Regions from separate parts of the Mus musculus genome. Here region 2 is linked to region 1. Evidence: chromatin loops called from intact Hi-C (ENCODE). Cell type or tissue: heart. All regions are shown on one strand.

The links. A loop is a pair of places that touch in the nucleus more often than their neighbours do. Peaks named below come from ENCODE experiments on the same cell type or tissue, not always from the same donor. Only the 100,000 strongest peaks of a DNase experiment are listed, where the experiment ranks them.
Region 2: a loop joins it to region 1, with 2.1 times the contacts of the local background. A loop is called at or near these places in 3 of 42 quality-filtered maps.

What each region holds. Positions count from the first base shown.
Region 1 is chr5:74,895,858-74,898,357 of GRCm38, reverse strand. No RefSeq gene overlaps it. Among named protein-coding and RNA genes, the nearest start is that of Gm52779, 47 kb to the left of the region's middle. In heart, no CTCF peak of the experiment used is centred here; a DNase peak (open chromatin) is centred at 1,047; H3K27me3 peaks cover 128 bases.
Region 2 is chr5:74,795,617-74,798,116 of GRCm38, reverse strand. No RefSeq gene overlaps it. Among named protein-coding and RNA genes, the nearest start is that of Lnx1, 94 kb to the right of the region's middle. In heart, a CTCF peak has its summit at 1,526 (motif pointing left); no DNase peak of the experiment used is centred here; H3K27ac peaks cover 518 bases; H3K27me3 peaks cover 720 bases.

The DNA.
Region 1 (2,500 bases):
ACAGACCATCATAGCAGGGAAGACATGACAGCCAAGTTATGAAGCCTTTGATGACTACGTTACATATGCAGCCAGGAATCAGAGAGAAATGAACCCTCTCACACTATCTTCTATGTGTTCTGTGCCATCACTCCTTAGGGGACCAGAGGGTCCTTTACAGTCCCATCCCGAGTCACCCTCACTGCTGTAAAAGTCCATAATCTAATCTACCCTTAGGGGATTAAAGTGATTTAGGAAAGCAACCTGGGCCACCAGCTTGGGACCCAGGATGGGGCCTTCCCACTTACTCATTATTAAGACTGATAGACTAATAATTCTATACCACGTGGGCAAGCATTTCCTACGAGCCATTCCTATATCTTGTTCCTCAATACCCCCAAGTTTGTAGTCTATGGCACAGAGAGCATGGATTGAGGTGTTTTGTCTTGTTTTGTTTAGATTATTTTATGTATGCGAGTACACTGTTCCTCTCTTCGGACACCCCAGAAGAGGGCATCAGATCCCATTACAGATGGTTGTGTGTCACCGTGTGGTTGCTGGGAATTGAACTCAGGACCTTTGGAAGAGCAGTCAGTGCTCTTAACCGCTGAACCACATCTTCAACCCAGAGAGTGAGTTTTGACAGCTGGACAGTGTGTGGTTGTAAAACATAGTTCATTTTCCTGGGTTTGGGATAGCCTTGAGAAACAAAAAGGGTAAGCCTGTGGTCACCGAGCACTCTGTAGTTCTGGATAGAGGGTCTCATTCCTGAATCACCCTCTGTGCTGTGAAAGTTCCTAATTCCATAATGGAGGAGTTGCAGAGGTCATGGAGAGATCCCGTCCTTAATATGACTCAAAGCTTCATTATGCCAAGGAATGCTCTCTCTCAGGGCAGTGTTCTATAACGAGGTCAGCACATTTCGCCACAAAGCCCAGATCCTGGAAATATCTGAGTAATACCAGTATCATGTCTTCACGGGGGTGACATAGTCTCCTATCCGACCCCTAGGAGTGCAGACCGCCTGATCTCAAGCGCTTTGTCTCCTCCGGGTGCTTTTCTCGGTTAACTACCCAGTCATCTCCTTCTGCAGCCAAGAACAATCTTGGTCTGCATCTTTGCTTTCCAGTCAGGAAGGGTGGTGCAGCTCAGTCCTGTCTGACACATGCTGCTGATTCACTATGGCTCTAGGGAAATCCCTCCTTGCTATTTTATTAGAATATGAATCTGGTAGCAGGGGTCAGATTTCAGTTCGGTTTGTAAAAGCACAGTGGAAACACTCATGTGGTTAAGCCTGAGGGTGGATAGATATGTATTTCTTTCATGTGTTTTGTTTAGGGACAGTGTCTCGCATGGAGTCCAGGCTGGCCTCAACCTCATAATCCTCCTGCCTCAGCTTCCCAAGTGTTCTCTTTTGTCTCTCTTTTATTATGCTATGAGACTAAGAACTATCAAGGACACCTTGTTCTCAAAGGCCCAAGCATGAAGAATTTATGAAATTGGAAGCCAGTTTGCAAGTAAGGATATATTGAGGCCTTGGTTGAGCTGTTTTTTTTTTAAAGGAATTTTTAAATTAAAATGTCAAATACCAACTGATTATTTAATTGTGGTATTTTGTTCATATATGTCACTATATTTGTATTGAACCATCTCTCCCACTGTCCCCTTTCCTCTCTGACTCTGTCCTTGTTGTTCTCAGCCTGAAGAGTCAGGCATAAACTCAGAAGGGGATAAAAGATAGAGTCACATCCAGGTCTCTGGTCAACAGGGGCAGGCTGTGTGAGGCCATTCTGGATTCACTGTCACTCGGAGGGATCCCCTCCTCAGAACATACTCATAGAGTGAGAGAGATAATTTGACAGACCCTGTGGTAAGATTGCTATGGTGGGAAATGCTCAATGCTTGGTCTCCAACTGCTGGTGCCATCTGAGTTTGTGCAGAGGTGAAGCTTTGCTGAAGGAAGTGGACCACTGGGAACAGAACTGGGATTCTGTAGTCTGGCCCCACCAGCTCCTATGCTCTCTGCTTCCTGACTACAACACAATGTGACCAGCTGCCCCTCACTCCTGCTGCCAGGGCCTCCCACCATGAAGGCTTTATCCCCTCAACCGATGGTCTATAATTCACTCTCTGTCCCTCAGTAGCATCTTGTTGGCTATACTGTCTTAGCAGCAAAGAAAATGATACTGCAGTTGTGATAGCGCATCCATTAGAGAGTCGGAGGCACAAGAATTGGGGTTTGGGGCTCTGGCAATGGGATCCTGCTGCTACACATAATGAGAATGAGGATGGCCGCCAACTGGCCCATTCACCCAACAAGTGTGCGACACCTTGAAGGTTCTGGGGCAGGAGATCGAGGTTAACCAATAAAGGGAGTGTCTGCTCCCAAGGGTTTGCTCCATAGTCCAGCAGGGAGCTCTGGGAAATCATAGAATTGCTAAGAAAAGACAAACAAGGGCTAGACAATGCAGCATCCTGGAAGAGCCAAGGGGGCTTCCTGGAAGCCTAGATGTCTACGTAT
Region 2 (2,500 bases), 100 kb after region 1:
ATATGATCGACCCAGCATCACTGAGCCAAGGCTGCTAATAGTTGTATGCCTTTTACACACACACACACACACACACACACACACACACACACACACACTCCACAGTGTCCTTGAACATAACACTTTTGAAGATGGCAGCTGGGGTTGGAGAGAGGACATTGATTAAGAGGGCATACTGTTCTTCCAGAGGACCTGAATTCTGGTCCCAGTCTCGTTCAGGGGGATCTAGTGCTTCTGACCTCTGTGGGCACCTGTATATATGTGTGTACACACAATTAAAATAATATGTATTGCCGGGCAGTGGTGCACACCTTTAATCCCAGTACTTGGGAGGCAGAGGCAGGTGGATTTCTGAGTTCGAGGCCAGCCTGGTCTACAGAGTGAGTTCCAGGACAGCCAGGGCTATACAGAGAAACCCTGTCTCGAAAAACAAAAAAGCAAAACGAAAAAAATGTATTTTAAGATGTATATGTTTATTTATATATCTGTATGTATATCTATATGTATTCTATATATGTATATGCATCTCATGTGTATATATTTCATATATATACACACATATGTGTATATATATACATGTGTATACATGTATATATGTATGTATATACATATATATACACACACATATATGTATGTATATATACACACATATATATTTATGTATGTATGTGTGTGTGCAGGCACTCAAGTGCCATGGCACACACCACACGTGGAGGGTCACTTTTGGGGATCAGTCGTCTCCTTCCGCCATGGGTTCTGGAGTTGAGGTCGTGAGAGTTCAGTGACAAACACCTTCACTCTTAGTTGCTGGGCCATCTTGCTGGTCAATGTCAGGTGTCTTTCTCAATCATATCCCACTTTATTTTCAAGACAGGCTCTCTCACGGAACGCCAAGTTCACCAGTCAGCTAGGCTGGCCAGCCAGAAATGCCCAGGGTCCTTCTGTTTCCGCCCCTGCAGAGCTAGCATTACAGGTGTGCTTGGCCTGCCTAGGCCTTTTGAGTGGATGCTCTGGATGAGAACTCAGGACCTCAGGCTTGTGTAACAAGAACCTCACCTGCAGAACCTTCTCTCCAACCTTCCAAGGCCCCCCTTCTCTCCTTTATTGTGTCACCTTCTTAGCCACTGTTTCCAAAGCCCGTCAGTGCTAATGTCCCCCTGGCCTGAGTTGTGGGTTTCTCTGACCCAGGATCTCTCCCTGAAGACTTCAATCAACAATAGCACACTGCTCGGTGTGTATTTGTGCAAGGTCAGCGGAAATTGCCAGCTCCCGTACCATAGCGGAGCCAAGTCCTGCCTGAAGAATCCAAAAGGTTTAAACTGGAACTGCTACATTGGGTTCAGACTGAGCTCTGCTGAGGAAGCAGGATGTAAAATCCTGGGGAGCCCACAAACCCCAGAATGATACCTTGTATAAGCTTTGGCCTGACTCAGAGCTTGAACAGCCAGCTACACTGTTAACAGTCGGAGTTTCCAAAGCGAACACAGGACCACCTGCCTGGTTGATGGTCCATTGGCCCCCAGCTTGTGGAATTTGTGAAACAGCTCCCTCTGCCGGGCTACTACTGCATTTAATGCTTTCTGTGTCAGAACTTGGGAGAAAATAGATGGACCTGGAAAGTATTACCTTAAGTGAGGTAAAAGAGTCAGAAAGACAAAATCACATGTGCCCTCACTCCCTCCCTCCCTCCCTCCCTCCCTCCTTCCCTCCCCCCCCCCGACCCCCAGATCCTAGCTTATGATGTTTCTGTGTGTGTATAAGTGAGGCTGAGTGTGGATAGAAAGTAGATGAAAGAGAGGAGAGAAGCAGGGGGAAGGTGCTGAGGAAGGATGGAGCAGAAGGCAGCAGAAGGCAGGAGACAGAAAAGCAGAAGCGGGTTATGGGGAGTGGGTGGACGGGTGCAAGGGAAGTCAGGCAATGGGCAAGAAGAGGGAAACAACAAAATTTAAAACAAAACAAAACACATGAACAATTGTTTTGACAATGCCACAATGATGCCAGGCGTGGTGGTGAAGGCTTTTAATCCTAACACTCAGGAGTCAGGGGCAGCCAATATCTGTTAGTTCAAATCTAGCCACATGAGAACTTATTTTTTTAAATGTTATAATGAAACCTAATACCGCATGTGCCATATATATATATATACATATATATGTATATATATATGATATGATATATTTAGTTGAATATATATATATTCAACTATAAAAAATCACTAGTTACCAACTAAGAAACTGGCTGATAGAATTAATGAGTCAAGTAAAGTGTCTGAAATGAGACCACTAGGGGTGTTTCGGTGGGGGCTCTCTGGGATTTTGCAAATCCTTTCTGGGTGGTCCCTTACCCCTCTGCTTCTAGGTCATCCATCACTGAAGAAAAAGAAGCAGCAGCCCTGACCCAGGAGGTTCAGGATGATAGAGTTTCAGCATCTTCTAGGAACAAATACAACCCAAAATTCACCTCTATGGGAAGCTGACATGTGTGAGAGGGTAACGGTGTC